3 separate regions of the Homo sapiens genome follow, and regions 1 and 3 are each linked to region 2. The links are chromatin loops, found by intact Hi-C in ENCODE. Cell type or tissue: mammary epithelial cell. All regions are shown on one strand.

Region 1 (8,000 bases), 330 kb after region 2:
GTGGGCTGGTCCTGAAGCGGGCTGCAGGAGGAAGCGTGTTCTCGGAGGGGATGGGGGCGTGGATGGACAGCTGTAGCCTGGTGTGGGAATCCAGGGCAAGGGGCTGCTGGACCAGGCTTGGGCAGAGGTGCCAGGAGGGACACAGGGGCAATGATGACAGGGAGGAAACGATCAAAGCGGACCAGATATTGACTTTATCTTGTGGGAGATGTGGGAGATATATATGTGTGTGTGTGTGTATACACCACACACACACACACACACACACACACACACACACACACAGTGGCACAATCTCAGCTCACTGCAACCTCCGCCTTCCAGATTCAAGCAATTCTGCTGCCTCAGCCTCTCCCGAGTAGCTGGGATTACAGGCACCTGCCACTATACCCGGCTAATTTTTGTACTTTTAGTAGAGGCAGGGTTTCACCATGTTGGCCAGGCAGGTCAGACATGTGTGATATTTTTTGTTGTTTCAAAAGGGGATGACAATGGGAGGCAGCGACTTGAGGGCCAAATGTTGCATTTGTCCTCGTTTCAAGGATTTTTTGGGTTTATCTGAACATTCGTCCTGATTAAAACTTAGGATGCCGTGAAGCAGTGGTCTGATAGGAATTCTCCATGTTTTCATTTTGTTCATGTTTCCTGCTTGCCCTCCAGCTAGACCCAGCGTTGGTATGTGGCCACCTTCCTTTCCCACAAAGCCTTTTTGCTTTCCTATTTTTTCTCATTATCCCCACTGTGCACCAACTCCAGCTGCGGAAGGGACCCAGAAGGGGAGAAGTGTTTTCTTCTAACACCTCTCCTCACCCCTGGGGGCTACAGGCAAGCTGGCTTTAGAAAGAGACAGCAGGGCTGAGAACTTGCTTTTCAGCTCAGCAAACAGGGAGTGGCTTAGAAAGTAGAGACAAAAGAGAAAAGCAAAAACAACTAAAGGAGCAAACGTTTTGTGCAAAAACATTTTTTAGTCGCAGATCCAGAATATAGAGTCTGCCTTCTCCTAGGTAATCTCTTGGAGCCCAGTAATTGAAAGGGGTGGCAAATATCCAATATCTAAATGTAGCTGTCTAAGGGCTAAAGTTAGGGACTGGAATTTACCAACCTCACCCCAGCCTCATTGTGGACTTCTTCCTTCCATGATGTTCGCCTTGACTTGGAACTCTTATATTAAGAGTCATCCAGCAGCGTGACGGACGTCCTTCTGTGTTGTTCGTTCCCATGCAGAAGCCGGTCTCCTTTGCTCTTAACACGCCAAGCCCCTTTTAACCCTTTGCCCCAAGTGTCTTCTGCTCTCCGGAATTCTCTGTCTCCTTTTCTATACCTACCTAAAATCCTATATCCTCCAAGAAAGCAGCCCACACAGAGTGCCCAGAATTCCTAAAATCTTTTTGGTCTTTAAATCTTTTTGTTTTGTTTTGTTTTTGAGACAGAGTCTCGCACTGTTACCAGGGCTGGAGTGCAGTGGTGTGATCTTGGCTCACTGCAACTTCTGCCACCTGGGTTCAAGAGATTCTCCTGCCTCAGCCTCCCGAGTAGCTGGGATTACAGGCACCCGCCATCATGCCCAGCTCATTTTTTGAATTTTTAGTAGAAACAGCGTTTCACCATGTTGGCCAGACTGGTCTCGAACTCCTGACCTTGTGATCCAGCCACCTCGGCCTCCCAAAATGCTGGAATTACAGGCGTAAGCCACCATGCTCGGCCTGGTCTTTAAATCTTTATGAATCATAAAGGAATTATTCATTCCCTTATGTATAACCTCAGGATGTTAAATGTTTGTCACTGAGATTTTAAGTGTTGTAGATTCTTGGAACTCAGAGACACTAAATCATCCTTCTGTGCCTGGCTCAGAGCTGAGGATGTAATAGGATTTCGGAATTGAGATCTAATATAAATCTGGTGCAAAATCTGAGTTCAAGTCCCTGGGAGCTTGGGAGCTTCCTTTGCCTCCTTCCTAAAGGGCAATTCCCCTTTTGTAAAACTAGACTAGTCATCGTACCTACCATTTAGGGATGCTGCAAGGGTTAAACTAGAAAAAGTTTAACATGTTACTGGGATTAGTTATTTTTACTACAAAGTGGTAAGATAGAAGTCAAAGGGTACATTTTATTTGCTTGTTTCTGCTTGTGTTCAACTTTAGCGTTTTCCCTGTCCTTGTGAGTTTTATTTGTATTTATTTTTGAGATGTGAAATATTAAAATGATTTTAAAAGTCAGTTCAGAACAAAAAGAGGATCGGGTGCGGTAGCTCACACCTGTAATCCCAGCACTTTGGGAGATGGAGGCAGGAGGATAGCTGGAGCCCAGGAGTTCAAGACCAGCTGGGCAACATAAGGAACCCACATCTCTGCTAAAAATAAAATAAAATAAACAAAAAGAGATATTCCTAGAAGTCTCATTCCCCCTCATTCCCTTTATTTCCATCCTGTTCCTACCATGCCCTGCAGGTAGCTAATCTCATCCATCTCTGTTTTTTTCTTTTTCTGTTTCTTTTTCCTTGAACAAATAGGTAAATGTGGCCGGCCTGGTGGCTCACGCCTGTAATCCCAGCATTTTGGGAGGCCAAGGCAGGTGGATCACGAGGTCAGGAGATCAAGACCATCCTGGCTAACACAGTGAAACCCCTCTCCACTAAAAATACAAAAAATTAGCCGGGCATGGTGGCGGGCACCTATAGTCCCAGCTACTCGGGAGGCTGAGTCAGGAGAATGGCATGAACCCGGGAAGCGGAGCTTGAAGTGAGCCGAGATCACACCATGGCACTCCAGCCTGGGCAATAGAGCGAGACTCCGTCTCAAAAAAAAAAAAAAAAAAAAAAAAACTAAATGTTCTGTTTCCTCCTCTCAAAGGTATACTTGAGACAATGTCCTTTCGAGACCAGTTTTTCAGGACTCTGGCCATCTTTTGCACATGTTGGTTGGGAGGTTGGGAGGTGCTAGGCGGGCAGGAGCTCTGTGACAGTGGCCTTAGTTGTGTCCTAATCCTCCCCTCATTCTTCACATGACTAGCTATATCATAAATACTTACCCCAGGTCCCAAAGGTGTCTCTATGATTGGTAATGGGGCCACAACCCAGTTCCTGCTACCCAGGAGACTGAGGTTCAGGTTTCCTGCCCTAGTGAAGCATCCCCATCAAGCTCAGCATGGCCTGCTGATTCTCCTGGAGATGGAGGCAATTCAGGTACAAGCCTGGATTTCTGAAGAACCACTCTTGGTGCTTGCAGAGCCACGACAAGTACCAGCCACACTCCTGCAACCTTCACACCTTATGAGAAAACAGCACTTTATGCTTCTAATCTATCTATCTATCCATCCATCCATCTATCTATCTATCTATCTATCTATCTATCTATCTATCTATCTATCTATCTATCTATTTTTTTTAAATGAGATCTGAAGAATCAAGGCCAAAAGACCCCTGGGTGTTTCTCTGTAGGACCTCTTTTTAAGGAGGGAAAAACCTGAGTAAATTAAAGTTCGCAGCCCTAGGGCGGTGGCCCAAGGCAGTGGAGGCCCACCGCTGGAGGTATTCATTGGAAAAAGCAGTGGGAGTGGAGAATTCTGTCTCGGAGTAAGCTGTCCACAAGTCTGCTCGGAGGCTGTGACTCACTCTGAGGAAAAGGAGTGCCCTGTATTCTGGAGGAGGCTGCTTTCTCCAAACAGGAGATCTGTGGCCAAGGAAGGAAATGAAGCAATCCAAGACTGATCAGCAGCCGTGGGGCAGGCAGAGCTAGACGTCCACACCACCCCCAACTCTTTGTGCTTAATATTTGCCCTGTGCCCCCAAGGAATAAACAGCACTACAGAACTGGATTCTGGTGAGAAGGGAATCAGGCCCTATCTTGGGCCCTCTCTGGACCTTTGTTTGCCCATCTCGAAGGTTAAGGGGTGAACTGGACAGGGAGGAAACTGGCAGCCAACTCATGTCCCAACTCAGCCTGTGGCTGCATTTTATCTTACTCACAGTTAGAAAAACAATTCAATTTAGGTGCCTTTGCACAAGGCTCTTTTCTCCAGTTCGGCATAGCCACTACCATTTCCTGCCATCTTACCCTAAGTCAGCTTCACAAATTCAGGCTCCCTGCCTGCCCTTTGAAGTTATTTGAAATGGCAACTCCAGCACTAGCAGCAACCAAGTCCCTTCCAGCTCTGGGGTCCCTCCCGAGGATTCTATGCCTCGGAGAAACAGGGAGTAGAAGCAGGGTGAGCAGGCTGCTCTGGAATGAGAAGGAGATGATCCTTAGTCTCAGGATGCTACAGAGGGTGAGTGTGGCAGCATGCCAGGGCCGAGCATCTGCCAGGCAGCACCATCACGGCTTAGGGAGAACTCAAAAACAGCCTTTTTTTACAGCCTCCTGGTGCATCCTGTTTCTCTGGTGCTGCTGCCACCAGCAAGTGGGCACCATGCCCACCCTGCAGTGGGCAGTGAGGGGGCTAGGTGCCCATCTGTCCCGTCTCCTAAGCAGGTGCTGGGAAGATGGCGCCTGAGCTCAGGCTGCCCTCTGCTGGGTGAGCATAGAAGCTGCTGTGGGGTCTGAGACCACAGAAAATCCCACAGGGGAAGGAGGCACCCCCTCTCAGATTCTCCACATTCGTGAGGTGGGAATGGCTTGATTGTGGGCTGCTGCATCCCTGCCGCCTTCCAAAGAAGACTCAGTCTCTAGGAAGGTAGTCTCAGGTCCTGTAAGTCTGCATTTAATTAAAATCCCTTTCTTTTTTCTTTTTTGTTTTGAGACAGAATCTCGCTCTGTCACCCAGGCTGGAGTGCAGTGGTGCAATTTCAGCTCACTGCAACTTCCGCCTCCTGGGTTCAAGTGATTCTCCTGCCTCAGCCTCCGGAGTAGCTGGGACTACAGGCACCAGCCACCATGCCCAGCTAATTTTTGTGTTTTTCCTAGAGACAGGGTTTTACTACGTTGGCCAGGCTGGTTTTGAACTCCTGACCTCAGGCGATCTGCCAATATCAGCCTCCCAAAGTGCTGGGATTATAGGCATGAGCCACCGTGCCTGGCCCCAAAATCCCTTTTCTGACATAGGGCCTAGCACGACGATGTGCTCAGTGAATATATATTGAATAAATAACTAGGCCAGCGGTTACCTACGGTAGAAACTGCTTCTGTCTTGTTTGGAAGGGCAACTTTATTGTTTTTCTTCCTCAACTTCCTCTAACAGACGCTAACCCCTAATGTCTACTCGGGGTCCTGCCTGGCTCTCCCAATTCCAAGCTGGTGCTCTGGCCTGGGCATCTTCCTCCAGGCTCCCCGGGGCATGGCTTCTCCTAGTTCCTCAGCCCCAACCCAGGTTCCTGCTGAGATGAGCACAAATCCCCCTTTTCTCTCATCATTTCCTTCTGCCTTCCCTTTGAACACCTGGATTCTTGTTCCACCTTGAGCTCACTGGACTTAGAGATATTCTCTCCTTCCTGAGGCAGCCACAGGGTGTTTCTAGCCCACTTCACTATTAACTGTTGTTACTTGACACATGGGCACGTGTCCATGGGGTGGGGTGGGCAGCAGGAAGGGCTGGGAACTTCTGGTTTCTAGGAGGGAACTCTGGGGCCCCCCTAGGGTTGTCCTGGGATAGGACCAGGCCCAGTTTGGGGCTGGGGTAGGGCTGCATGAGACTGAGCTGAATGCCCCATCAAAGATGAACGTTTCTTCAAGCATATTTCAGGCGTTCTCACTTAGCTCTACACAATGATCTCACCAGATTTGGGGAGGGGGAATGGGGCTCCCTCAGGTTTTTCCTATTATACCTATTTCTCTTCCAATTTATATTTCCTAATCAACAATAGAGATCTGTTTTTGATTAGCTAGATGAGATACATAGGAAAAATTCGGCTGGGCGCTGTGGCTCACACCTGTAATCCCAGCACTTTGGGAGGCTGAGTCGGGTGGATCACAAGGTCAAGAGTTCAAGACCAGCCTGGCCAACATGGCCAACATGGTGAAACCCTCCCCCACTCCCGCCCTGTCCCTACTAAAAATACAAAAATGAGCCGGGCATGGTGATGCATGCCTGTAATCTCAGCTACTCGGGAGGCTGAGACAGGAGAATTGCTTGAACCCCGGAGGCAGAGGTTGCAGTGAGCCAAGATTGCGCCAGTGCACTCCAGCCTGGGTGACACAGCAAGACTCCATCTCAAAAAAAAAAAAAAAAAAAGGAAAAATTCAAAGAGCTATAGAGTCAGTAAAAAGTTTTAGTTGCCCCACCCATTCCTCCATTTCCCTTGCCCAGAGACAGTCTGCTGCCATTTTCTTGTGGATCCTTCTAGAAACAGTATCATGAACATAGTTATATGTATATAGGCATGCATTCAGTCAGTATTTGAACACCTGCTATGATTCAGTTACTGTTCTTCTATAAAACATATAAAAATCCTTGTTCTAGAGAACCTATATTCTAACAGGAGGCAAGGAGTCAGAGAATAAATGAGGTAAATCAAATATATGACATGTTAGATGTTGATACATGCAATGGAAAAAACTTACACAGGGTAGGTGAGTTGGGGTGTGGTCCCGAGTGCCTTTCCCCTGGGCTGCCTCTCCTCACCCTGAGAAACCTGGGGCCACACAGCTGGTGCAGCTCTCAATTCTGGTTTCTCACACGCAGGAACCCCACCCTGCCCTGGTGAGTCACGCCTTCACTTGGCTTCCTGATGTTGGAGGGCAGGCCTCCCTTACTGCCTCAAGGCTGTTCATCATCTTCAGCTTATATCCTGGGTCAACGTTGATGACTACTTTGCTGGCTTTAATTAAGTGGTCTATGGGCCAGGAGAATAAGGATCAACATCATCTGGGGACTTGTCAGAAATGCAAATTCTCAGGCCCCACCCCAATACTACTGGATCAGAAACTCTAGGTTGGGGTCCAGCAATCTGCGTGGTTTTTGTTTTAGTTGATGTTATTGTTTTAGAGACAGGGTCTTGCTAGGCCGCCCAGGCTGGAGTGCAGTGGCTATTCACAGGCACAATCATAGCATGCTGTAGCCTCAAACTCCAGGGCTCAAAAGATCCTTCTGCCTCAGCCTCCCAAGTAGCTAGGACTACAGGCGCACCCTACTGCGCCCAGCTGAGCAATCTGTGTTTTAAAAAGCCTTCCGGATAGCTCTGATGCATGATAAAGCTTTTATGAACCTCTGCTCTGCGGAAATGCCTTACCATCTCACATGCCTACCAGCTATGGTCATAAGCACACATTTTATATAATCGTACCAAGTTTTGAAAAATCTTTTCCAAGTTAAATCCTAGACAGGTGTACAAATTATATGTTAAGAAGTAACAGATAAATCTTACAGCCCAATTATTTGAAAATAAGAATCAAGTCATTTGAGTCTGGGCCTTCGAAATTTGACATGTAAGAATATTCATAGAAAATTGACTTAGTCCTAAATTCTTATCCCTAAATCCTGTTTTGTTTTGTTTTTTAATTTTTTTTTAAATTTTTTTTGGTTTTTTTTTTTTGAGTCAGAGTCTCGCTCTGTCGCCCAGGCTGGAGTGCAATGGCACAATCTCAGCTCACTGCAACCTCTGCCTCCCGGGTTCAAGCAATTCTCCTCGCACCTCAGCCTTTTGAGTAGCTGGGATTACAGGCGCCCGCCATCATGCCCGGCTAATTTTTGCATTTTTAGTAGAGATAGAGTTTCACCATATTGGCCAGGCTGGTCTCGAACTCCTGACCTCATGATCTGCCCACCTAGGCCTCCCCAAGTGCTGGGATTACAGGTGTGAACCACTGCACCCAGCCCCAAATCCTGTTATCTAAAAGATGACAAAATTTGAGCCTAGGCAACATATCAAGACCCCATCTCTACAAATTTTTTTTAAGAAATAGCCAGGTGGCTGGGCGTGGTGCCTCACCCTGTAATCCCAGTACTTTGGGAGGCAAAGGTGGGTGGATTACGAGGTCAGGAGTTCAAGACCAGCCTGACCAATATACTAAAAATACAAAAATTAGCTGAGCATGGTGGCACACGCCTGTAGTCCCAGCTGCTTGGGAGGTT
Region 2 (8,000 bases):
TAATATGTATCAGTACCTCACTTACCAGACCTGGATTAATTATATCTGTTCATTCCATCACTCATACATGTTTCCACTGGAATGATCTAATACATTGCTACTCAAAGTGTGGTCCATGTGTTACAAGTGCAGAATGTCAAGCCCCACTCCAGACCTACTGAATCAGAATCTGCATGCGTTTTTGGTAAGACCCCTAGATGATTAATACATGGAGTTTTTAGAAGCACTGCTCTAGCACCCATTTCAATCCATTAGTCGCTATGAAAGGACACTTATTCAGGTGGCCATACACACTGTGTGCAGAGGGCAAGGCTGCACACAGAGACATTTCCCTGGCAGATGAAGGCAGCCTCAGGGATGGAAGCTGAGGCTCACATTGTTCCATGTCACTACTGCTAATCTCTCTGCACTATTTCCCAAAATCCCAACCTAGGAAACAAGAATAGAAAGGCTGGAGATGAGAGACTCATTGTTTAGCTCTGATTCTGCTGCTAAATATCAATGAAGCCCTCTAGAAGTCACTTTACTTCTCTGTGCCTTTGTTTATTTACCTGTAGCTGAGGAAACCATCTCTGTAATCACTTAGAGCTCAAACTGTCAATGATTCTAAACAACAATGATGCAACTCAATGACTCCCAACTCTGAGTAATTGCCACTTTGATTTTAGTGTCCATCAACAGAGATGAAGGGTTGTGATGTAAGTAACAATCACTCCATTTTACCATTCTGTGCTGTCACTGGTCCACTATATTTAGCCCCCAGTATTATTTAAGTTTCTGCTACAATAATGCTATGTAAACAAACCCCAAACGTCAGAGACTTATACATGTTTATTTCACTTTCAGGTCTGTAGGTAGCTGCAGTTCAATTGACCTCATGTGGGCTCAGCTGCCCTTCAGCCTTTGAGTCAAGTTCATTATTCTCCATGTTTGTATTCTAGGACATGGGCTGAAGGTACAATCCAGGTTATTCTCTCTTCATGGCCAAGGGAAGGAGTTCTGAGGGAGCTGGCATAGGCTCACCATGCTTCCCAAGGCCTTAGCTTGGGACTGGCTCCCAGTTACTTCTGCCCACATTCCCTTGGCAAAAAAGTCACATGACTAAGCCCAAAGTCAAAAGGACAGGGAACTACAGCCCATCAGTGGGGAAGAGAAGCCATAGCAAGAACGGGAGAGAAGGAATCCTCATAGGCGTACACACTCACACACACACACACACAAGGCATAATCATAAAGCAAACTAAGGAGCCACCTAATATCCTTGTGGGCTTTGGTAACTTATATAGACACAAAATGGGGATATAGCTGGGAACGCTGGCTAACTCAAATGTGAGAATCAGATTATTTCTGGACATGCCTGGTCCAGCTATCTGTGGACTCACTAGAAGCCTTCCCCAGAAGGATATGAGGAGCCTTCTAAGACAGAAATCACTCTAAGTGAAGACAAAACAAGGCTTGGTGAGGTTAACCCAGTGACAGCATCTCAGTTATTAAGCAGAAGAAGGGATTTTGAGTTTACTATGCTCTCGGTGACTCGATCTCTGTGACTTGGATTTGCCTCCTGAAGCAGCTCCCATTGGCCTCCCATCTAAGCATCCCTTTCCAACTACACCGTGGCCACCATGCAAGTTGGTGCTGTGAAGACACAGGTGCCTCAGGCACCACAGCTGGCCAGCCTCTGCAAAGCAGCAGCAGCAGCAGCAGAAGCCTCAGCAAGAGCAGAGGAACAGCAGGAGTGGACTCGTTGTGAGTCCATGTCTACACTCAAAGACGGGGCACCTTACAAGGCTGAAAGGTAACCCCATCTGTAACCCATGGGCTGGTGAGACCTGACATGGAATTTATTTTAAGGTCCACTCAGAATTACTGTGGATGTAAAGCACAATGTATATCTATGTAAAGACTGATTACTATCCCAGGGGCTAGGCCCAAATGACATTTGTGGGACAATGGCAGTGACACTGACAAAGGATGGATGTAGACCACAGGTTTGGGAGCCACCTGTGAACTGTGATCAGCCAGCAGGACTCCACAGCCTGCTTCAGAGCCATTGGAAGGATATTCTGGAGGTAAAGCAACTCACTCTTACACTCAAATATTTCCTGAATGCCTCCCATGACCCAGGAGCTAGATTGGACAATGAGAACTAAGCCTTAGTAGAGCTATCCAGAGATGCTGATTTCCTTGATGCCACTGGGGAATTTGGAAATAAAAGTACCTGGAACATGCCCTTTAAGCCTCTGCCATGGATACCAAGTTTCAAAAGTAGCTGGAAGGAAAGTCAGGCAGCATCAGAATGACGCTGGGCACCCTACCCAGGAGGTGCCTTAGACAGTAGGACAGGCAATGGGAGAGCCTAGTCAACCCAGTGTGAAAACCCTTTAGGCCATGAGGGATCTGTCAGTTCAGTGAGATTGCAGACCAGAGGGTGAGCCTAGAACATTAGTAGGTAAAGCAAGGAACAGAAAGAGGTAATTGCCCAAAGATAACTTTTCTTGTTTCAACCTTTTTTGGGATTATGGTAAAACCTGAGAGGGTGGAATCAAGATTTAGTCACACACTAGCTGTGAAACTTTGGAGACAGATGTCACTTAGCCCCTCTGAGGCCTTGTCTTAATTTAGATTCTAGGCATAGTCCACACAAGGACCTTGCTGCCATTTTCCATATGCTACAAGGTTGCATCTGACCCCTTGTGAGGGTCAGCTGGATCCAAGTTTGTTGGAGAACCTGATACTGGATTCAGGTTCTCAGCACAGGGTAGGGCCTGAGGCTGGTTTTTTCCCCAGCAACAGCTGCCGGTGAGGAAGTAGAACCTTCTTTCCAGTTGCCCTATGGAAGTTCTGAGTGCCTTCTGGGGAGGAGTCAGGGCCCCTGCTCACCTGACAGCTTGCTTTTCTCAGCCTTCTTTGCATCTGTGTAGATGGGAGGGAAACAGTTACAGGACTGACCAGCTACAGACAAGGCCTCCTGCCTCTGGGACTCAGTTGGGAAGAGATTGGGACAGGAAAGCCCTGGGGCCAAGTCCCCCAGGATGCTATTCTCCTCTCTAAAAACCAGCACATCTCTCCCCACAGAGCCCAGTGCTTGGTGACTGTCCCCAGATCTCAAGGATTCCAGGTCAATTTGAGAATTGCCCCACCTACTGGGAATACAGCCATTAGCATCATCCATAGTCTCTAAACAGCTGTGCTTAGAACTGTGTTCTCAAACTTCTAAGACTCCATGCCCTTTGAGAAAATAATCAACAAATACTTTTGAACACCTGCCATGTGCCAAGTACTGTTCTAGGTGCTAGAAATACACTACAAAAAGAAACGTTCCTTCCAGAGATTACATGGGTATTGATGAAGTAAACAAAAAATAGTAAAATTAGAACTATAAAGTAACTAATCTATTTTATTTGAACGTAACAAGTGCTTTGAGAAGAAAGCAGTGGAGAGGGATAAGAAGGCTAGGGGTGGGGGTGCATACCCTCAAATCTTGAAGAGGTGGTGTGGGAAGGCCTCCCTAGAAGGTGATATTTAAGCAAAGACTAAAAGGAAAAGAGGGAGAAAAATCATGTGAACAGTGAGAGAAGTGCATTTTGGGCAAAGAAAAGAGCAAATGCAAAGGCCCTGAAGCAGCAGCTCGCCTGGTGTGGACAACATGCAAAGTACCCACTGCCCACACCCTCTTCAAGGAAGAGCTCCCTGCCTAGTCACTGGAGCGGTGACTTAAACCAGGAGGGTGTCTAATTTACCTCAGATAGTCTCACAACGGCAGGTCCTACTAAAGGCAAAAAAAAAAAAAAAAAAAGAAAAAAGAAAATTCAAACTGACCTGGCGGTTTAACATTAAAATGCTTGCAGGGAGCGAATGTTCCAAGAAATAGGGTCAGCTGCCAATGGCTCACTAGCACCCAAGCACTCAGCTCACAGCCCACCTGCACGCAAGCATCTTGTCTGCAAGCATTCAGCCTAAGCAGCCCTACGTCATACGTAGCCCTTGCCTCTTTGCAGACAGCCTTCCCTCTGCTGTATTGCCCATTGCTCCCTTGCAACGTATCTCTCCTTTTCTCTAAATAAATCTGCCTTTCTAAATTCAATATTGTCTTGATTGATTCCTTTATCACCACGCGCTGGCCTCACACAGCCATTAACCACGACAAGTTGCATCCCCAGAGATATTTAACCCGAGGAAAAATCGGCCACAAGGTAGCGCCACATTACAGAGAGGGAACAGATGGATTTATCTTGCACGTGGTCCCCAGAATTGCTCAGAGGCTAGCTGCAGATGCTCACCAGGTCATTTTATTAGCCTTCTAATAACACAGTTCTACATTTTATACTAACGAAGTTTGGGGCCCAATTTATTGCCTAATTTGGGATTTTAAATGTTAAACCACTGAGACTAGAAAAGATCCCTAAGGAGGCAGATATTGCTAAAGGAAAGAGAAGGGCCTTCAGCACATGCTAATATTTGAGCAGGGTTTCTTGATCTTGGCACCATGGATATTTTGAGCTGAATAATTCTGTGTTATGGGGACTGTCCTGGGCATTAACAGCATCTCTAGCCTCTCCCCACTAGATGGCAGTAGCAACACCCTCAAACACAACCATAGACCTCTCCAGATATTGCCAAATGTCCCCTGGGGAGCAAAATCACCCCGTAGTGGAGAAGCAATCATTCAGGGGACAGAGGACGCAGCAAAATCAGAAAGGAGACCAAAGACAGCGGCTAGAGGGGAGGAAACCAGGAGAGTGCGTATAGTGGAGCCAATGGCGGAAAGGTCCCAAGGAAGAGTGACCAATTGCATCCAACAGTGAGTGCCTAAAGGTAGGATGGCTGTATATCTGCTTTCCTAAGACGGCCCCAATTTATGCCTCTTGTCCAGGTACAACCATTTCTTAGGAGTGTTGCCGTTTGGATCATTTATGTGCTCACATGACTCAAAAGTCAAATAAGAGGAGAGCAGAGACAGCAGTGGGTTTGGCCACGTGCAGGCTGGTGATGACCTCAGCAAGGGAAGTTTAGGTGCAGTGGCGGAGACTACAGCCACTTTGGTAAGTGTACTTTGGGGGCAAGTTTAAAATAGAACAGGAGAAATTACAGAAAGGGGGGTCTCTATAACACTTCCTATGGGTTTTGCTATAATTAAGGATAGAGCAACGTGAGAAAGAGATGGAGAGGGTGGTGGAGATGGGAGGAACAGCTGCATGCTTTGTGCCAGTATAACTGGTCTGCTGAAGAGGAACCATGATGTTGCCGGAGCATGAGAGGACTTGCTAGAGGCACGTCCTGAGCAGGTGAGAGGGTACGATACGAGTGCATAAGTAAAAAGGACTTGGATGGAGTATAGTCAGCCCACCCCAAGTGACAGCAGGAAAGGCCTAGATTGGGGGGTGCCATGCTGGCAGATGGGCAGAGTGGTGGCAGTGGGTGGGATTTGTTTATGTTTGCCTCTGTGTTTCAAGTGAAATAGGAAACAAAGTCATCAGTTGAAAGTGACGTGGAGGTGTTGGAGGTTTGCAGAGAGAGAAGAATGTGTGAGATACTCACCTAGGAACCCAGGAGACTGAAGGAACTAAGGAAAACATATAATGTGTTGCCAGGCAGCACTGAGGCATATGCAAGGCTGGAGGTTGGAAACGTATATTGACATACAGGGCCCTGTGCATGTGTGGATTTTTCCAACCTCCATCAGCCATGCGTGTGCGGGTGCTGGCACAGAGCAGGGGTAAGGCTGGACTCAACCAGGGCTGTGGTTTTGCCACATAAGGGTGATGAAGTAAAAGGGGCAGAAGTATTGACAGTGGCTGCAAGGGAGTGATTCCAACAGGCCTTGGAATTTCATCTGGGTAATAAAGGAATGAGAACCCTAGTGGGGCGAAGAATGGTGAAAAGGTAGATGACTTAATGGATTGCATGGATCAAAGGATTTTTTGACTCAGGGGATAAGAATGAAGAAGTTGGAATGTGAGGTCACAGATTAGGATATTAGAAACTAGAATTAAGGAGGGGCTGGAGTTACTGGTAATGATCTGGCAGTAAGTGGCTAAGCTGGGGGATCATCACAAGGTTATTGGAGGGAAGAAAATTAAAGACCTGAGAGGCCGCCCTGTTAAAAAGAATGTCTATGTGTGTATTGAACCATCAAGGATTGGGACAGGGTTCTGTTGCAGCAAAGTGACAGTCACCATCCAAGAAATGAAGGGGAGGGACAGGAAGATGGTGAATGACTGCCATTAAGAGGACACACTAGAGGGCGGCGGGAGTTGGAGCTACAGCAGTGAATTGGAGGAGGAAGAATGATCTGGAAGCATCGAGGAGGACCTTACTCCATCCCTGGGCCCTGTGACATAAGGGTTAAGGGAGGAAAAAAGACAGCCACCCCTGGAAAGGACTGAGATAAAGCAGTATTCTCAGGCAGAGCCAGGTTTCAGTAAGAGCAGGAGGGTGAAGGGAAGGGTTAAAGAGGTGCAGAAACATGCTGAGGATGAACCAAGCATTCCAGAGACACCCTGAAAGAGCCCCTGGAGGTGGAGAGGAGTGGATGGAATTGGAGCAGAAGATGCAAAAAGCCATATCAAAATTACAGTGCAAGAGATGACGATGGCCTGGGTGATTGATGCAAACAAGGATAAAGAAAATAATCAATTTTGTCCCCATTTTCAAAGACAGATAGCAGCAGCAAGAGTGTAAGTCTGAGGAAAGTCATATTCCTTCCTCCTACAACATAGCACACACACTTACAAAAACAATACACAGACTCCTGGCCAATGGACTTCAAAACTGAGGAGGATCATTAAATTTAAATGTTCACCGCTGCATGAAATCTCCCTGGGTCCTGCCCTCCCTTCCCCACCCTCCTCCACTTGGGCCGGGGCACAGCAGTGATTCTCTCACCTCTCAGAGTGAGCCAGTGTTGGCTGCATTGAAGGCTCCAGATATGCAAACAGGGCAGATATTCCTGGACCAGGGTGCACAGAGTGAGGCTCCAACGCACCCTATTAACTGCATGAAGGATGAATGAGCCTCTGGTATGGGCTGGGACAGAGAAGAGGATTCAAGGGGCCCAGGAGGGTTTGGGTGGAACCTACCAGGAGCGGCAGTACAGACTCCTTGGGAAGGTGGCCAGGATTTAGCCACATTCACCAATAGGATAATCTGGAGAATTTCCTAGCTTGAGTTTCTGGGAGAAAGCAGATTTCTGGATTATCTGGTGACAGGTAACAGGGCCGAGTTCATCCACAGCCACCTGCAGTGTTAGCACCTTAAGCTGAGTTCCTTGCACCAGGATGCTGTCACGCCCAGTCAGTGTGAGACGGTTCTTGGCTGAAGGACTGAAAAGCTTGGGTAAGTGACTTCACCTAAGCCTCTATCTCTTGCTCCCGTAAGTCAGGGCTCATTGTGGCTCCTTGCAGGCTTGACTTCAGGGTTAACAGAGAAAATGAAGGTACAAGTGCCTTGTGAACTCTGAAACTCCAAACCAGTCATTCTCAAAGTGCCGTCCACCAGTCTAGCACATCAGCATCACTGGAAGCTTGTTTGAAATGTAAATTATCAGGTCCTCCAGAGCTATGTATGAATTAGAAACTCTGGGAATGGGGCCCTGCAATCTATTTCAACAGGTCCTCCAGGTGATTCTGATGCAAGTTAAAGCCTGAGAAACTCTGTCCTATACAAATGGATGTCAACTCAAGCTGCTCTTCAGAATCACCTATAGCACTTGTTCACCCGAATCCCTGAGAATGGAGCTTCAGGACTGCTATTTCTCAAAGTTTGCCTGGTGATCCTGAGATGGGGTTTGGGGGACAGAGATCCAAGGTGCTACCAGGTGTGAGGAATTGTTAGAAGGCAAACCTGGCTGTCATCTAGGGTGCTTAAAGGGTACAGATCCTAGGATTCTGCCTCTTACAGCTGAATCAGACTTTCCTAGAATGGGATTGCTGTCCAATGGCATGCCTCCTGGGTGACTCTGATGTATAGCCTGGGCTGGGAACCACCAGAGGATTATCTTC
Region 3 (8,000 bases), 110 kb before region 2:
AGGAGGAATAGGAATCAAGTGTGATTATCCATTAACTTGTTTAAGATTTTGCATTTACTCAGCCTCTTCTGCATTTACCAGCAGCTGTTCTGGCCACAGCTGACATAAAATTGAGTCCCACCATGTAAACACATAGTTATAATGGGCCAGCCAGGTGATCAATTTCCCGGGGCACATACAGGCTGTGGAGAGGCAGCTCAGAGAAAGAACCTAAACATTATCAGAGCCTATCGTGTAGCTCCCGTCACACTTAATACTTGGAAGCCTGTACTTTGCCTTCAAGGCCACACATGACCCAACCCTGCTGGTCTTGCTCACTGCCTACTCCTCCCTTGCTCTCCAGGCTCCAGCCCCCACCCCAGCCTTCTACTGTTACTTGAACATACCAGCTCCTTTCTGTCTCAGGGCCAACACATTTGCTACTCTTTTGCCTTGATTATTTCTAGTCACAGTTCCTTCCTGTCCATAACCTCAGTGCAGATGTTACCTCTTCAAAAAAGTAAAAAAACAACAACAACAACAAAAAAAAAAAACCTCCCCTGACCCCCCCATCTAATATTTCCATTGAATACCTGCTGCCCTCACCTTCTAATCATGAAAAGTGCCCTTTCTGTTTTCTTGTTTGTTTATTTGCTTGTTTAGTGTTTCTCCCTTTCAATTATCAGCTACAAGGAAGTTTGGTTTTATTCACCATTCTATCCTCAGCTCCTTAAGTGGAATAAAAATTTGCAAAATGGCATTGAGGTCAGCTGCACCAAGTTTTATCTTGAGCTCCAACACTGATAGCCCATATGACCTTCAGCAAGTTATTTCACTTCTCTTAGTCCAGTTTCCTCATCTGTCAAATGGAGGTGAAAATGCTTGCCTTGAAGAGTCATTCTGAGGATGACAACAGAATGTTCTTAAAATTGCTGCCCCATGGTTGGAACTCAGAACACGCTAGGTGAATGTTAAGTAGTTATACAACAGAGGGACAGCGCCAGCAGCCTGTGCCTTCTCTGAGTCCTGATACCATGGGCTTTCTGCTCTAGCTTGATCCCAGTCAAATATTTTCCATGAAACAGAGAAGCGTTTGAGCTCTGAGGATGAGTATGAATTCCAATTGCAAACTCTCAGCTGAATTCCAGCCCTGTACTCCCAGCTATATCAAATCACCTCAACTTAGAGACTCCACTGTAACCTTAAACTCAACACATCCAGGACACACATATTGTCTGGCCCTTGCTACTACTTAAGCACCTGGCAGATAGCGGACTGTACCAACAGTCAACCACGGAATTGTGGATTCACTGTGAAGTATCTGGTAGAAAATCACAAGACTTGAGCTAGAATTTAAGTTGTAAGCAGCCCAGGGCTTTGTCCCTGTGCAGAGGACACTGAGTTCTGCCTGGGGCTTCTTGGTTGTTTCTAGAGGCTCCATAGCAGATGGACTGGAGGAGAAGCTGCAGGTAGCCTTCTAAGAACTCACCAAGTCTCTTGCATCAAACACTGGACACAGGGTCGAATAAGGCTCTGTAGTAGTTTTCTATGGCTGCTATAGCAAGTTACCACAAACTTAGAGGTTTACAATAACACAAGTTTATTATTTTATAGTTGTGGAGGTCAGAAGTCTGAAATGGGTGTCACTGAGCTGAAATCCATGTGTCAAGAGCTGTGTTCCTTCCGGAGACTCTAGAGGAGAATCCGTTCCCTTGGCTTTTCCACCTTCTAAAAACACCTGCATTTGTTGGCTCAAGGCCCCTCACTCCATCTTCAAAATTAGAAGCATGGTATCTTCCATTCTCTCTCTGACTCTCCCTTCCTGCCTCCTTCTTGTGATTAAACTGAGCCCACAAGGATAACCCAGGATTGTCTCCTCATTTCAAGATCCTTAACATAATCACATTTGCAAAACCTCTTTGGACATGTATGGTAACATATGCACAGATCTTGGGATTAGGATGTGGACATATTTCGGGGGACATTATTCTGCCTACCATAGACCCTGAGCAGGATGAGCTTGGTTTGGGGGCACAAGGCTAAAACGCAGTTTCCTGTCTCCCTACCAGCTCTGTTCAAAGTAAAACTTGGTACGGGCTGAGGGCTCACTCTCCTTGGTGAGCTGTACTGGCTGCTGGGGCTCTGCCGGGCCACACAGGAACCAGCCAGGCCAGGCAGCAGCCTCAAGCCTGAAGGCGGAGCCTGAGCTGCTCTGGAAGAAGGTGAAGCGTGTGGCCTCTTCACCACCTTTGTACAGTTCCTCAATGTTCACATCCTGTGGGGGCAAGGTGGATGGCTGCAGAATGAGAGTGCTGATGGAGGTGTTAGCCCTGGAGGCCTCTGGGGCTTGGCCAAAAAAGGACCTGACAGGGCTGGTTTTTACCCAAGGGACTGCCTTCTGCAGATTCTAGAGGGCAAGGGTCTTGGTGCTAGGTGCAGAGGGAGATGGTGGAAACCTGAGGAAGTAGGACATGTGGACCTGGCTGGGAATCCACAGATAGGCACAAAGATGCCAGAGCATCCCAGGGGTCAGGCCAGGTCTGCAGTGTCCCCTAGAATGGGGAGAGGCCTCTCACCTCCAGCTGTAGGGAAGGCCCCTCTTCTGTCTCCACACATGCCAGGCAGCGGCTCCCTCCCTGGATCCCCAGGAAAATGGGGACCTTGGTGCGGGCCAAGCCTCTGTTAGGAAGTATGCAGATCTTCTCTAGGAGGGAAGAGAGAGAAGAGTCAAGGGACAAGGGAACCCCATGTTGCAGGCTCTTGGCAGGTAAAGGCTCAGGCAGGAAGGAACTGGACATGGGCACACCTGGCCTGGCCCTGCATGCAGACTGGACGGTGAGCCAGGACTTCTGCAGGAGTCATGTCCCCTCGCTAGGAGAGGCCACAGCTGCTCTCTGGCCCTTCTCACTGTCACTGGGGGCAGCTGCTGACCCTCTGCTGGGGAGGAAAGGGAAGAAGAGAAGGGAGGGCCTATGGCAGATGGAGCATGGGGTGGAGGCCCCAGAAGCTCACCTGCACAGCAGTTGTCTGCAACAGGATCTCCCACCAGCAGCTGGCCATCTCTTGTGTATAGAGCCTTCTGGTCTGCATATTTAATTCTGAAACAGTATGACAGTGCTGATGGCCCATTCCCTTTATGCACCACTGGCCCCCAAGCCCTTCCACTTCCATGCTCTGAATCACCACCTTGAGCATTTGGGCGATTTTCTCTCCTTCACAGGTGGTAAGAGGGGAATGGTCACTCCCAAGAGCAGGTAAAGACCAGGCCAGCCTTAAAGCAAGGAAGGTCTCCTGTGTTCTTGCTTTTCAGAGGCTGTGCTTCCTGCCTTCTCATGGCTTGGGGAGGCCTTCAGAGGAGAACGGAGAGCCAATGCCCTCTGACAGAGGGGTAAAGAAAATGTTCCTGGCTTCCTGAGAAATTTCTTAGTGAGGCTCAGATGACTTTGGGATACAGTGGACCTTATCTTAAATTTTTTGGGCCTGCCCTAATTGTTTATAAATGTTTATTCTCTTTAGTACAGAGATTGAGTGTATACTGAAGTGTGATTTGCTTTTCAGATATTTTAAAGGCTTCAAAGTCATGCAGGGTATTAGCTCAGTCACCTAGTTGGTTTCAAAGATGCCTGTCAGCTGCTGTCAGGGCTGGAGAGCTCTCATTAACCTTTTAGGGCAGAACCTCTGGACAAATTCCACCACCTCCAGGGGATTTTTCTATCTCAATAACAGCTAACGATAATACCCTTAGCTAATGACTGTACATATTTAAAGCAGGTTCACTTGTACAATAAAAATAAACTTCCGGAAAGATCCTGGGCGTGTTATCTGGCATTCCCCTTGCCACCTTGACAACCCAGATGTGACAACTCACATGCCAGCAGCATTCTATTTGGAGACCAGAACCCAGATTAGATGCCCTGAAGTGCTGACATCTGCTTTGTCATTTATGTGCTTCCTATGTATGTGTCTTGCTTCCCAGCCAGGCTGTCACCTCCTTGAGACCAGGACTGCTCCCCACCCACCTTGTCCAGGACACAGCCCTGGACATTACAGGGTCCATGGGAGGGGCAGAGGAAATGCATCCCAGAGTCCTCTTTGATTTTTCTTATGCCTCACCTCCTTCCTGAAAGGAGCTTATGACAAAATCACAGACAACAAAGTAGTAAAAGATAAGGAAGGATGCAAATCTCAAATGAGATGAAATGTAAGTAAGTGTTAGAAGCCCACACTGGGAGTAAAGGCCACAGGGACCACCATCAAGATGCTGTCATTGAGATTCAAAACTTTCTGACATTTCAGAGAGGCGGATGGAGCAGCACAGAGGACATGAAGTCTGATTCCTGGCTCTGCCTTTTGGTAGCTGTGTGACATGGGGGAAGTTATTTACCCTCTTTGAGCCTCAGCTTCCAGATCTGTAAAATGGGTTTAATAACACTCCACTTACAGACTTTTTGGAACAGAGATGAGGCAGTAGATTGGCTGGCATCTTGCAGACGTTCAGGAAAGAGCTGTTGCTACTGTGGTGATGATGAAGCTTAATTATGGGGCACTTGCAATTTCTAAGGTGAGAAGGAGCCTCATCCTCTGACTCAGCATTCCTTTCCTCTTCCCACCCTGACCCCCTGGCTTGGAAAGCAGGGACATGCCAGGACAACTTACATGTAGTATCTTGCCATGGGGAGGGAACACATTCCTGCAATCAGTGGTGTCTGGTCCTCACTGATGGGGAGGAGAGAAGGGCAGTTAGAAAAGGAGGCTGGGTGAAGCCAGAGGCAGACGTGCTGGGGCTTAGAACCACTCAGCCAAGGGCTGCACGGGTTCCCCAGGCCATTCGTCTATAATTGGCCTGCCAGAATCCACCAAGGCTTCCACCAGCCCAGCAGGCTCCAGGCAGCTCTGCCTCTCCCTGACTGAGGCTATCCGGGAGCAAGTCCAGCCACCAGGGGTGTGAGCCTGGGATGTGTGTGCTTGCGCTGGTTCTGAGAAACTGGAAAACAGATTCCCCCAAATAGCTGAGCCACAACAATTCCCAGCCCTGAGAGTGGGGTGGAGTGTGCTGTAGCCTCCCTCACAGTTGGAGGATAAGCCCAGCTCAAACCCAGTCCCACTGCCCTGTTGGCCAACAGGGCACCACACCCCCGCCCCCATAACTAGCCAAGGGTTAGATAACTAGAGCCCAGAGTGAAAGAAGAGAGCACAACTAGAAGGGGTCTCCAGCAGCAGTGAGGCTGGTGGGGTCTCCCCAGAGAGTTGGAAAACATCATTCCTAGTGACTAGAAGTGCTTGGCCAAGACTGCCGAAAACAGCCCATCCAAACTCCCCCATTCTGTTCCAGATGGAAAATGGCACAGTGAAGATAGTGGCCCTGTATAAATGCCAGGCCACACAGCCTCACATGACTCTGCTCCTTCCCGATGGGTTATCCTGTCCTAGAGCTCTTCCCTAAAATGAACACCCATTGGAAAGGCCAGTCCAGAATTTAGCATGGAAATAAACCCAGAGCTAATCAGGAGTTGGAAATTAGCTCAGGAAAGTAACGCAAGTATGACTAGGGCTGAGGTTTACCGAGTAGATCTGATTCTCACCAAATAAGAAGGGAATAGAGAAGAAAAAATATAAGAAAGCAGAAAATGAGAGAAGAGAAAGGAAGAAGGCAGGTGGAAGAAAGTAATAGGGCTCAGGGAGGAATAGAGAGATGCTGAGGGACCCTGGGGAGGCAGGTGAGAAGGAACAGGTGGGTGCTGAGGATACGGCTTCCAACCACCTCAGCTCTCAAGTTCCAGAAACAGGGCTGTAGCCAAGGTGGCTTTTAGTACTGGGTCTGTCACTGTCACTTTGGACAAGTCATTTTCTGTCCCCAGGCCTTGGGGTATGACTTTGAGACTTAGAGTGAAGGATAATAGGGACTAACAAGTGCAAATTCTGGAGGGATGTTGGTGCTGTGAATGAAAGTCTTAAAGCATTCTGTATACTTTGTGATTGCATGTGTTTCCCTTACTCTTAGGAAAAATAACGGATTGCCCAAATGTTTACTTACAAAAATGTTCACTGCATAATTTTTTACAATAGCAAGAAGTTGAAAAAAATCTGAATTTTCAGTAATAGGTAATTGGCTAAGAAATTATAGCAAAATTCAATAAATAAGGATGTATGTGTTTGTTAAAGATGATATTATAGAAGCTTGTTTTAGGACATAAAAATTTTCAAAATATATTAGGTGAAAAATGCAGATTATAAATCAAGTGTACACTGTAATTCTATTTAAATCCACACATAGAGACACATACATAGAAATGTTACTCGTGTTGTTGCACCACTTACCTATGGCTTTATGAGTAATTTTTTAAACATATCAACATTTTCCTATAATGAACATGAATTTCCTTTGTAGTATCAAGTAAGTTTCAACATTTTTTAAATGAAGTGTTCAGTTAAAGTCATTGGCTCCTAAATGTGCCTGCCCATCTGCATCACCTGGGGGACTCTGTATAATTACTATTTCCTGGGCCGAAGGTTCTAATTCAGTAGGACTTGGAGTGATTCCAGCAATCAGCCATGCTGCTTGGGAACTGGTGTACTTTCATTCCATTCTTCACACTTATTAATAAATATATAAACCACCTGCAGTTCTTGTTAAAATAACAGATTCTGGTTTTTCAGGCCTGGGGTGGGGCCTGAGACTGTACATTTCAAATATGCAACCAGGTGATGTCAATGCTGCTGGTTCCTCCTGGCCAGCACTTTGAGTCCTAAAGGACTAGACAATCCCCCAGTACAGATAACTCAACAGCATCATGGCCTCAATGCAAGCCCACTTGATGATGGGCTCCCCTTGGCCAAACCACTGGGGCTTCTTTGGTTGTAGCAGCAGGACAGTGGGCAGTGTGGTAGCTGTGCCCAGATCTAGGTGGGGCAACAAAGTGGAGGGCCCTGGGTGAAGGTGGATAGCAAGCTGATGACTCCCACTCTGGGTCAGTGTCAGCTCAAAGAGCTGGAAGAAATTCAATGCTGGTCCAGTCCAGCTGGATCCCATGGGCCCTAGAAACCTCCCATTCTGGCACAGCCAAAATGTACAGTGTCTTTCCCAAAGGCTCCCCTATTCGGCTCCCTCCGCCTGGGTTCTGATAGATTGTGATGAAGTGAGTAAGGGTAGGAAGCTAGCGTCTGGTCCATCAGAGAGCCTGGGTCTTGGTGCTGAACCTCTGCTGTGTGCCAAGCCCCTCCCAGTGTGCCACATGCCTCACCCCCAAAGCTTCCCCTCCCTATTTTCCTCAAATGACTTTTCACTGAACTTCAGTCTATATCCCTCTTTTCTTCCTCTCATTTCTCCCTGGACATGGCATCTGGCTCTCAGACCTCCGCAATTCACCTGTCCTGGCTCAAACACTGCCATCAGCTAAACTTGGGCTTTCCCCATGTTCTTTTGCACAGCACCCTGTCCTATCCTTCATCATTCTCCTGCACAGTATCTATGTGGGATGTTCTGTCCAAGACCAATATTAACTTCTGTGGAGCAAGATCCAGAGATTCTTTTGATTCCTTTGATATTTAGTCATTGCCTCCTTGGAACCCTTGACATTGAATGACTCCCTTCACACCTCTTTCTCCCACTGTAGATTTCACCTCCTTCTGGGGCCACCCCTAAGGCTAACAAGGTCCTAAGCACTTCTATTTCACATCATATTAAGCTGCAATTCATTGACTTCTACAGCTGCAATGATTATCTTGGGCTAATGGCTCCCAAATGTAGACTGCACATCCCACTTTACCTCCTGCAGCCTACAGGACAGCCCACTTTGGACATCCTGCTGATATCCAACCAAATATATTTAAGGTTAAGTTAATTATCTTCTCCTCCCAGCCCACACATTCCTCCCAATTTCATTTCTCTCACTGTCATAATATTCCTCTCACCAGTGATATTCAAAACCTGAGACTCATTGACAATATCTCCTACTTCTCCTGACTCAGTGTCTAACTTATCAAGTCCCTACAGGTTATTTCTTTAAAATATAACTTTGTGT

Evidence for each region. Peaks named below come from ENCODE experiments on the same cell type or tissue, not always from the same donor. Only the 100,000 strongest peaks of a DNase experiment are listed, where the experiment ranks them.
Region 1: a loop joins it to region 2, with 3 times the contacts of the local background. A loop is called at or near these places in 12 of 110 quality-filtered maps.
Region 3: it touches region 2 in a loop (3-fold over the local background); 4 of 110 quality-filtered maps call a loop at or near these places.

Annotation. Positions count from the first base shown.
Region 1 is chr2:112,623,206-112,631,205 of GRCh38, reverse strand. No RefSeq gene overlaps it. Among named protein-coding and RNA genes, the nearest start is that of SLC20A1-DT, 17 kb to the left of the region's middle. RefSeq lists enhancers at 39-556, 6,587-6,726. In mammary epithelial cell, a CTCF peak has its summit at 4,500 (motif pointing left); DNase peaks (open chromatin) are centred at 3,655 and 6,635; H3K4me3 peaks cover 464 bases; H3K27ac peaks cover 6,240 bases.
Region 2 is chr2:112,955,577-112,963,576 of GRCh38, reverse strand. No RefSeq gene overlaps it. Among named protein-coding and RNA genes, the nearest start is that of IL36G, 18 kb to the left of the region's middle. RefSeq lists a silencer at 4,473-4,522. In mammary epithelial cell, CTCF peaks have their summits at 3,141 (motif pointing left) and 4,564 (motif pointing right); a DNase peak (open chromatin) is centred at 4,586.
Region 3 is chr2:113,069,406-113,077,405 of GRCh38, reverse strand. It overlaps IL1F10 (interleukin 1 family member 10), which reads right to left. Exons shown (of 5, transcript NM_173161.3): 2 at 4,636-4,695; 3 at 2,992-3,077; 4 at 2,556-2,683; 5 at 1,563-2,254. The coding sequence starts at 4,667. The coding sequence ends at 2,042. Among named protein-coding and RNA genes, the nearest start is that of IL1F10, 5.4 kb to the right of the region's middle. In mammary epithelial cell, no CTCF peak of the experiment used is centred here; a DNase peak (open chromatin) is centred at 4,635; H3K27ac peaks cover 3,707 bases.